2 separate regions of the Homo sapiens genome follow, and region 2 is linked to region 1. A link is a loop called in an ENCODE intact Hi-C map of the cell type or tissue named here. Cell type or tissue: heart right ventricle. All regions are shown on one strand. Each heading gives the region's core, and the rest is flanking DNA. Links, peaks and the distances in the headings are about the cores only.

Evidence for each region. Hi-C counts contacts between places; a loop is a spot of excess contacts. Peaks named below come from ENCODE experiments on the same cell type or tissue, not always from the same donor. Only the 100,000 strongest peaks of a DNase experiment are listed, where the experiment ranks them.
Region 2: it touches region 1 in a loop (6-fold over the local background); 4 of 110 quality-filtered maps call a loop at or near these places.

Annotation. Positions count from the first base shown.
Region 1 is chr10:23,653,651-23,659,037 of GRCh38, reverse strand. No RefSeq gene overlaps it. Among named protein-coding and RNA genes, the nearest start is that of OTUD1, 220 kb to the right of the region's middle. In heart right ventricle, for the core only: a CTCF peak has its summit at 2,119; no DNase peak of the experiment used is centred there; H3K27me3 peaks cover 856 bases.
Region 2 is chr10:23,291,583-23,296,969 of GRCh38, reverse strand. All of the region lies in intron 5 of C10orf67 (chromosome 10 open reading frame 67), which reads left to right. Among named protein-coding and RNA genes, the nearest start is that of C10orf67-AS1, 50 kb to the left of the region's middle. In heart right ventricle, for the core only: CTCF peaks have their summits at 2,130 (motif pointing left) and 3,635; no DNase peak of the experiment used is centred there; H3K27me3 peaks cover 1,679 bases.

The sequences.
Region 1 (5,387 bases), core at 108-5,107:
GATCATGATCAGCACTGGTCTATGCAAGAAACAAGGCCAGGCTGAGCTGTTCAGGGGACAAGACGCTGGCAGGTCTGAGACTGGTCTAGGCTAAACACAAGGATGGGGACTACTACTGAATGGGGCATATCTGAGGCCCAGTCATGGGTAAAGACCCATGGCAACCTCCCTGGGCAAGATGCAATGAGAGTTGTGACTTCCCCAGAGTCAGAAGGCCAGGTCTGAAGCAAGCTCCAGGAGAGGCTTAAGTCAGTTGAAAGCTTGAAGCAATTGGTGATTCAGCTAGGCAGTTCAGGCTTCCCCAGTCAGCTCTTCTCCTAGGGCTCGTCCTTTGGGGTCTTAAAGGAGCTAGGCCTTTTAAAGTAGGATCTGATCCCCAGTAAAGAGAAATGCATCCATTTTATCTGGAAGCCTTTAGTGCCTGGGTCATATGGCAATTTCAACACAAGAAGACTAGAGAAAAGGATGCACTAAATCCATTACAAGCTGTGTCAATATCCTCTGGTATGTCTCACCAGGTTCTTTTTCCTCTAGGGCCAAACTTTCTAGGATTATACCAAAGATACCTATAATTAAGCATTGACAGGTCATCAATGTCAACTTGTAAGCCTCAGATGGCGACTTGATGGAGAATGTCACTGAGCAATGTCACTCATTGTATGTTGTGAGAGTGGAAGAGAATTCCAATTGTAATTCACTCAATGAATATGTACTGAGTTCTAGGGTCCATGCTAGACTTGGGAGCTACAAATTTAAATAAGATTCAATCCCTGCCTGGGGGAACCCAAAGGGAAGAGGTGAGATTTTGTAATCACATAACAGAAAGCAAAAGGGATGGAAGGTCATGATGACAATGGGAAGTGAAAGGATTGTGTGCAGCCTCCTATCTCCCATGCTTTCCCACATTCCTCCTCTTCCCATCACACAAAAACACAGAGCATCAGAAAGAGTCCCTCATGCCTCTCTTGAAACTGCTTAGGTAGAAAATAAGTTGGATACACAACAAGAATGAAACTCAGTGGCTTTCTGTACAGCAAAAGACCTGTCATACTCCAATTGACCCAGGGAGACAAGACTAGGAAGGGGAGAGCCATGAAGCTAGGATCCTGCTGTGGCAGAACAAAAATGGAATTCCTGGGGGCTTACAACACACAGAGCAGGAAATAGGATGCCTCATCAGGAAATGGCAGTGGGCTTAAGTTGGCCATGAACTTATTGTCAAGGAGTCTGGACCATATTTGGAGGATAATAGAGAGCTGTTAGGGATTAACAGCTTTTAAATGTCAATGAGACAGGAGTGCAGTGTATTAATTCAAGATGAAAGATTGAAGAGATGGAGACTAAACACACCCCATGAATTCTTCCATGGCTCCACCCAGAGTGGCTGACTCTGACCCCCAGAACTACAGCTACTCAAAGATCCTCCCAATCCAGTGATTCTCCCGGCCACTGCCTGGCCAAGGTGGCCGTCCCAAACTCCTGAGGGGCTTCTTGGCTGGCTTTCTGGGAGGAGCCCCTCTGAGGTCACCTGAGGCCCCCTGAGTTCTATCTTCTTTAAAGAAGCCTGCTCCTGCTGGGTACCCTCTGTTCCCTGATACACCAAACCTGAAAGCTGAAGATTCTCTTTCCCTAGCTTGTCCCTTCTTCACTGGTCTCAAAATAAACTCATGGACCAAATTCACTCTTAAAGGATTTACCAGAGTCTCTATAGGGAAGAGGGAATTTAAAAAATAGTAAGATGGAGTAGTTATGAGCTCAGGGAACCCCACGGTGTCCTCACAATCAAGACATCTGACTCCCATTCTTAATATCTAGGAACTTCAGAAAAAGCTCCCAAGTTTCCAAGAATTCATACTTCAAGCCTCCCTTTTCCACCAATTCCAGATGTAGTGGGAAATCATCTTCTGTTCCCACAGCCCTAGTCTCAGAAACCCCTAATCTAGCTCTGGCCCTGCCTATGTGGCCCACTTTTGGCTCTAGTGGGGTTTCTACCCTCTCATTACCCTCTCACATTTGTATTTTTCTTCTCTTTTATTTCCCACAGCCCCAACTAAACTTCTTCCCAACAAAAAGTAGTTTCTATGTCACAGGCAGTTCCCAAAACACCCTGTAGGTGACTCCAGTATGCCACCAGTAATAAGAGGCTTACTTGATCTTTTGACCAAGAAGTCTTCACCTCAGGAAATTTCAAATAAATATCAAGGTTTACTTGCTTTTTTGCTTTGCTGTATTTTAAGATCATGGAACAAATCTGAATTCTGAGACCAGCCTCTTACAAAAGCAAACTGTCATGGAGGGGCAAAAGACCTTGAAAAACCTGCAAGGGTCTTTAGAAAGGAGAATGAAGATGTGACAACTTAAAATGATGATATTATTATTTCTGCTTTGAGTCAGCATACTACCAGTAAGCTCTTAAAGCATGTTTATTGCCTAGCGGGGTAATGCTCTTATAACGTTTCAATGTGCAGCACCACATTGTACCCAAAGGAATAGGATTAGCTGTGGATAAACATGCTGAAAATTCTTTATCATTTGCAGAAGAAAGAATTTTCTTTTAGTTACAATTCTGGAAGTAGAGCCAACTTATTTTCAATGGCTTCTTCAATTTAAATGAGATTATGCGTTTCTGAGCAGTTGAATAAAACAAGGAACCAGTGTCAAGCCAAAGCACCTTAAAGTGGAGAAAAGTCTAAATTATTCAATAAGGGTTTTATCTTTCATTTGTTGGATTTGGATAACTCCACTGGAACTCACTGAGACATTCTATGTCCTAGATTAGAATTTTTTAAATATATTTAAAAAGACATGGTTACTGAAATATCCACCTGATAAATTATTCTCATTTATAAGTATAGTAGACATATATCTTAGACTTCTCTGGGACAATTCCATTTTCAATGTATTTTATTCTTTCCTATAAAGGCAGCATGTTCAATGTTTAACCAAACTTGATTCCATATTATTCAATTTAGAGATTAGAAAACATCTATCGCTGGACCACCTGTTTTAAGTTTATAAAATAAGGGCGCCATGAGCTCTCATGAGCTCTAATGTAGTGATATTCCACTACCTTTATAATACTCAAGAATCTCAGCTAATTTAGCTTAGATTTACAGAAATCATTAGGATGTAAAAGCATTTGTAAGGCAATGTAATTTATCCTTCTCTTTCAGGTAGACAGTCACACCTGAATCGTCCCAGACTAATGAGAATTCATTCTGTTTCTAAAGACATTCAGAAAATTAGATCAACAAGCCTTTTCCATTGCACCTTTCCTTTCTGAATACACGGTCATCATGTTCTATTAATAGATGAGAAAGAAAGTCAAGTTCTAGACCTGGTCATCCCATATTTGTAGTAAAGACTGTTTTTCCCGTAGCTAGCTGGTGATAGGGTTTTAGGGTCCACAATCTATTTACTTTTTTCTAAACCATTCTGAAAGTCAGCAAAAATGACTATATATCCTATTAACAAATTTGTCACACCGTAAAAGACCTTGCTGTGTCCCTTTGCTATAATTTCTCTAGCTGACTTCTTCCTCTATAGCCTCAAGGATGCCCTTTGCTGCTATATCACCCATGGGCTCTCTGGAACTCTCCATACCCAGTAAATAAGCTTCCTAGTAACATTCACTTAGTCACTGAACACTTGCTCCATTGCCTTCGTTAACTGAAATCCACCTCTACTCTGAAGGACACTGCTTTCCCACAGCCCTAGCCATGGGAGACTGCGCACGGAGACCCCAGCGCTGTTCTGCGGTCCAAAGGTAGAGGTGGCATTATTTCTCTGCCTTCATGTAAAAATGCCCACATTTTAATGCTCATGCCATCCTACTCTTTCTAGGACACTTACTCCTTCTTCTTGAGGTTCATTTCTGAGGTCTTAACTCTTTATTTATTAATTACATCTGGCTCCCATTCCTCCTCTCTCCCAAGTCTTGCCATATTGTTCATTGTTAATGTGGATGGCCATCCAGCACCTCATCGCCAATGACATCCACCTCTAGCCCTTTTCAGCCATCTATTAGCATGGCCACATCATGGATCTAGGGGTCACATTTGTGCCTCTGAAGTCTTCAGCTCAAATTTTTTACTCTCTGACCTAACTTGCTCTTCTAGGTTGGTGACGTAGGTTGGTAACCTCGTATTATAATCTAAAGTAATTCCTTGCCAGCTTTCTCAATTTTTTTGCACCCAGGACTTCTGCAGTGACTGTTTGGGGAACTCCAACCCTGGACCTATAACAATACATTTTCTCCATACCCAGATAAATGAGCTTCTGGAACTGCAGTTTGGAACCATTTCAAACCCACTATCTTCAATTCCAGCTGTGCCCTCTGTCTTACCACCAGGAGGTCCCTTATTATTGGCCACTCCCCAGTCATTTCAGAACAACCGTATTCTCTCCACATCTTCCCACCACTCTGCTCTTTCATTCCCTCCACTTCAGTAGACCCACTGGTCTCTTGCTACTTGGCGAAAATTGAATCTATCTGATACGACTTTCCTCAAATTTTCTCCTTCCCTTTATAAATTATAGCTTCTCTTGCACCCATCCTTGCCTTGTGTCCTCTAATCTCAGGCAGTGAGCTACAGTCCATGTGCTCCCGACCTTATCCTTTATGTCAATTTCAGGGCCCTGAACCCTCAGGCATTTTCAATTTACTCTTTGTTCCCCAGAGGACAAAGTCTATATTTCCTATCATGACTTATTCCAAGTCACTTTTTTTCACTCTTAAGCACTCCTCTGTGCTCTAGAACTGCATGAACCAATTTGGTATCCACTAACCATGTGTGGCTTTTTAATTTAAATTTATAAAAATTAAATAAAAATTCAGTTACTCAGTTGTACTAGTCACTTTGAATTTTTTTAAGTATATTTTTAATTATTATGGATACATAATAGTTGTATATATTTATGGGATACCTGTGACATTTTGATACAGGCATACAATGTGTAATAATCACATCAGAGTAATTAGGGTATCCATCACCATGATTTCTTTGTGTAAGGAAAATTCTAATTTTACTCTTTTAGTTTTTTAAGTTAAAAATTATTGTTGACTGTAGTTCCCTGTTGTGCTACCAAATACTAGACCTTATTCATTCTAACTATATTTTTGCACTAATTAACCATCCCACTTTGCCCCTCCCTCTCTGCTACCCTTTCCAGCCTCTGGTAACCACCATTCTATCTTCATGAATTCAGTCGTTTCAATTTTTATTTTGCACATATGAGTGAGAACATACAATATTTGTCTTTCTGTGCCTGGCTTATTTCACTTAACATAACTTCCTCCAGGACAATCTGTACTAATCCATTCTCACACTGCTACAAAGAACTGTCTGACACTGGGTAATTTACAAAGGAAAGAGGTTTAATTGACT
Region 2 (5,387 bases), core at 127-5,126, 360 kb after region 1:
AAACCTTTCACTTAGGCATTAATAGCACCCATCAGGTGGCCAAATTATTATTTACTGGACCAGGCCTTTTCAAAACTATCAAGCAGATAGTCAAGGCCTGTAAAGTGTGCCAAAGAAATAATCCCCTGCACTGCAGGCCATACATTTCAATCCCTGTATCTTTAACCTCCTTGTTAAGTTTGTCTCTTCCAGAATCAAAGCTGTAAAACTACAAATCATTCTTCAAATGGTGCCCCAGATGCAGTCTGTGACTAAGATCTACCACAGACCCCTGGACCAGCCTGCTAGCCCATGCTCCGATGTTAATGACATCAAAGTCACCCCTCCCGAGGAAATCTCAACTGCACGACCCCTAGTACACCCCAATTCAGCAGGAAGCAATTAGAGCGGTCATCAGCCAACCTCCCCAACAGCACTTGGGTTTTCCTGTTGAGAGGGGCACTGAGAGACAGGACTAGCTGGATTTCCTAGGCCGACTAAGAATCCCTAAGCCTAGCTGGGAAGGTGACCGCTTCCACCTTTAAACACAGGGCTTGCAACTTAGCTCACACCAGACCAATCAGATAGTAAGGAGAGCTCACTGAAATGCTAATTAGGCAAAAACAGGAGGTAAAGAAATAGCCAATCATCTGTTGCCTAAGAGCACAGTGGGAGGGACAATGATCGGGATATAAACCCAGGCATTCGAGCTGGCAATGGCTACCCTCTTTGGGTCCCTTCCTTTTGTATGGGAGCCCTGTTTCCACTCTATTTAACTCTATTAAATCTTGCAACTGCAAAAAAAAAAAAGTACACATAGAAATATCGACACATGCATACAGGAAAATCTGAAAAGTTATATGTCAAAATGTTAACACTAGGAAGAAACACTTATGGGTTGCTCATGCCTTTGAATACAATTTATGGTTTATCTAAATCCCTCACTAGTACTCTTATTTAAAACTTCAACGTTATAAGAGATAATGAATCAAACACAAACCATTCTAAAGGATCGTATTTAAACTGGTTTAAATGTTTGCTTTAGGTGTTTACTTTGTTAATCTATTAGAAATCTTTATATCTAGAAAAAATTGAGCACCTTCTAAGCAATACAGCATTGTGTCAATAGCATAGATCTAATAAAATTGAATATTAATTTTTGTATATATCTTGGACTAGGAAGCACATTCAATTTTTGCATTTGCCTTTGAAAAACCTTTTCTTGGGTTTACATTTACTTTTACTTTTTGAAGAAAACAATTTAATAGAAAAGACTAAAAACTGTAATAGTTTGCTTTTAATCCTGCCTTGGCCAAAGACATCCAGTGTAGATGTGGCAAGGCAATTTTGATCCATTTATTTCCCATTTGTGAAATGCAACATGATACCCGCCTGGCTAAACTAGAGAGTTATGATAAGAACACCTGCTGTATTGAATGTAAATTGCTTCAAGTTCTTTGAAGAAATATTCATGTATCAATTCAGGTATTATAAGGAAATGCACAAATCCTTATGGCCATCCGTTTATGTTCCATAAAATGTACCAAACAGACCTCTGGACTGTTGAGAACACCCCAATTGGGTAAGACAGCTCCCTATACTCTTGAAATATTTACACCTCTAACTTTTCTCTTCAGCTGGTTACCTGGCCCAGCTGGACATTCTGGGGAAAGCGTGAGGATGGGCTGTGGCTTTGTGAAAAGGAGAGCAGGTGGGAGCCACACCGGCTCATATGTAAGCAGGCTGTTCTCTGGCTTTCAGTGGCATCCAGAATACTCTGGTTATTCCAATGTAGTTAGTCCCCAAAGAGCACATTAGAATTTCTGTAAACACTCTTAATATTTGAGGAAGGTGAGGTGATTCTGATTAACGGGGTGTATGGATTTCTCCTGGAGACCCCGACAAAGCATACGTGTCTGCTCTCCCCTCCTGACTGCTCTGCTCTCCCCTCCTGACTGAGGGTGATGGAAAGCATACGTGTCACCATTTCAAGAACACAGACATGAATGCCACAAAGGCAGGTCATAGCTTATATCAAATAAAATGAAACACACTTTTTTCCTACATTCTCTAAGAACAAACTTTCCTAAAACCTTAAGTTCTAGATGATCTTTTTTATTTGAAATTTCATCTGATTCAACTGCCCCCTCTAGTGGTATTTTAAAAACCCCTGGGACACCAAGTCTCAAATTAGATTGGGAACACGGGATTTGGAAAAACAATTAAAAATTTCAAAGTAGCAGTGGAAGTAAGTTGAAAAAAAAAGTGAAATAAACAAGTTTTATTTAGTTTATCTACAGTTATCTAGTTTACTCTTACTGATTATCAAATTACTTCAATAGCTTTATAATTAATAAGTAGTTGTAATTTCTCATCTCCAGATGGGAACATCCTGAATGTCGAATTTTCCCAAGAGCAACTTCATTCAAGGGATGAAATGTTCAGGTTTTATTCGGTGGGAAATCAATGTGACTCAGCTGCATACCATTGTAGCCATCAGGTTTCCATGCTGTCCGTTGGCTAATCCTCTTGAGAATTTATAAAGGAGGTTAGCCTTTATGTCTCTGTAATTGTGTGTGTGTGTTTCTGTGTGTGTGTGTGTTTCTGTGTGTGTGTGTGTGTGCCTGTGCATGTGTTTTAATTTCAATTGGAGCTGGCATTTTGAATAGACTTTTTATTTTTCTTATCCCAACACTGATGAGCCCTGCAACCATCACCCACCTACCTTCCATTGCGAGCATATCTGCTTGTTGCTGACAGCTCTGAAACAGAGCTGTCATTCAAGAGTGGCAGCTCTGCAGGGTTGCACTGCCCAGAGTGCCACTTTCCTGGTTGTCACTCATTGGGAAAGCACCTGCTCTTCTCTGTGACTGTCATGAGGCATGGGCTTGCATCAGAACTCTGCTCCTCCCCAGAAAATTGAGATGTCCAATTCAATGGAGCCTGTGGAGGGGAAACTGCTGAGAAGGCACAGAAAGTGCTCTGAAGCAGGACTTCTCAGACTTTACTGCTCACATGCATCACCTGCAGATCTCGTTAGATGCAGACTCTGACACAGTAGCTCTGGGTTGGGCCTGAGGGGCTGCATTTCTAATCAGTTCCCAGGTGATGCTGAGGCTCCTGGTCCATGGACCGCATTTGAGGAGCAAAGCTCCCAAGTACACCTGTTTTCAAAAATGATTCTTTCGAGATTCAATTTGGGATTCAGTTTGTAATTCTATGCATCTTGTGAATATTCACAAAAGATATAGCACATATGCCACCACCTGAAGCCCTAGTTTTTATAATATGAAAGAAAAACTTGAGATTGGTAAGTTTCTTTACAATTTTGAAATTCCAGAATGATCATGGATTGCACACAGTCTCTCTTATAGTGTGGTTTAAACGGCTACATCCAGTTAACTGCCTTTAATGATCTCCATCCTTCTTAACCTCATTTTATTAAGGCAGTTTATTTTTTAAAAGTCTCCTGGTTTAAGCAAACACAAACTAGCAGTGTGGGCAGATGGCAGAAGGAACACCACCACAAAACCTGCCACTCAGAGTGTAACAGAGCACCGTAGCAGCTCAGAACGATCCCTTTGTTCATTTTGCTAATGAGTGTCCTCATTGCTGTGGGCGTCTGAATAGTTAATTACTTGCAGTTCCCACAGCTGACAGATGGTGGGGACAGAGCTAAGGGTTAACCTTGGAAGAACAGGGGTTGTGGTTTGATATGTGGAGGACAAACCCCCGTATTTAATGTGTTTTCCTTGCGTCCTGCTTTCATACAAAGAGATTCTTAGAACCCGTAGTTAGGTATTAGCTGCTACCATTTGTAAATTTTACACTTCATCTGATGAATTCAAATAGTTCTTCTTTAGTTTATGAGAATCGGGTGCTCATGTAATCCTCTGTGGATGTTCATATTCTGCCACTGTTAGGAAAAGTATGCTTAAGCCTATTAAGGCCAGTATTGTTTGTTTATTTCTTTCCACACACACACACACACAAAACCTTTTAGTCTATAAATGCATTCTGTGATGGTCTCAAATTGAACAATGTGGGACAAGAAATTAATGACGGATTCTTCGTTTATTAAGAAAACAGTGTTGTTTATTAACTACTTACTAGGTTTGTTAGTTCTCATTAGTTAAGATGAATTGGGCTCAAATAATTTAAGTGAAATGGTGAATCAAAGTCATGAAGATTTGTAATTGAGCTTAGTGCAAAATTTAAGAACATATTTTAAATATTACTAACTCTTACACACACACACACACACATATATATACCATACGTAATTTCATTAGTAAGTCACTTGTTTTAAAGGACTTATTAATGTACTACAAAAAATTTAAATCACTTCTTTTTCTTTAAAACTGTTACAGGGGAAAATATTTTAATAGTTTACTTCCACATATCCTTAACCTTAAATGAAAGTGTAGTTCCAAAGGGAAATCAGTCGAGAGAAATTATTTTGTTTTTGAGGGAAGATTTTATTTTTAGTTATTGCCATCATGGAATTACTGTAAAAAGAATAAGTTATAATTCACCTGTGATGACCTTAAGATCAAAAGTATTTTTAATGTCTATAGTAATTTTGAACAAGGCATGTAGAATCTTCTATCTCCTTTGGCATAATAATATTTTGAGATTGCATAATCTGTTTAATATCATACCACAATAAAGTATAAAGTTCTGCACCAGCTTCCCCAATCCATTAGAGCTTAATTTTTTTTTTTTTAATGCATGGCAATAAAATCTAGACAGCCATAAGGGAGGATATTCAGATGTTTTCAATAGCTTTGAAACAGACAAGAAGAAGAAGGCAAAAAAAAAAAAAAAAAAAAGAGTAGCTGTCCCAATAAGCGCGTCTATTGCGTAAGAAAAAGCTCTCCCATAATGGACATGGCAAGATTTAAACAAAAGACGCACATAATAAAAATGTAAATGAGTTTGCTTTACTAAAACTATAACTTTAAAGTCTTTTGTTGTAAGTTATCCTGAAACCTTCTTACAAGGTAATCACTGTTTGCATAGAGATTTAAACCAAAGTCTTCAATAGCATTAAACGCCTGCACAGACCCCGTGTGACAAGCATGCAAAGCCATGTTAATGTTCAGAATATGAATTGCCTCTGGGTGGCTCCTCCACCAAGCAGAAAACCAACTGTGTGGATATCCGTGTGCCTGATGGACTCCATGCGGCTCCCAGCCTGAAAACGTCACCACTTTGACATGTGATGTGCTCCTCATGACACTGGCAGCACTGACACTGGGAAATGCCACAAAGGCAACAAGCCCCCCTCCTTAGCCATGCACTCTGCCACCCCCTGGCGCTGCCCGTCCTGGTCCCCCCAGCCTGCCTAGTTACAGGCGGACAGCACTTCAGACACACACAGAGGGAAGTGTGGGTGGAGGGGCCCC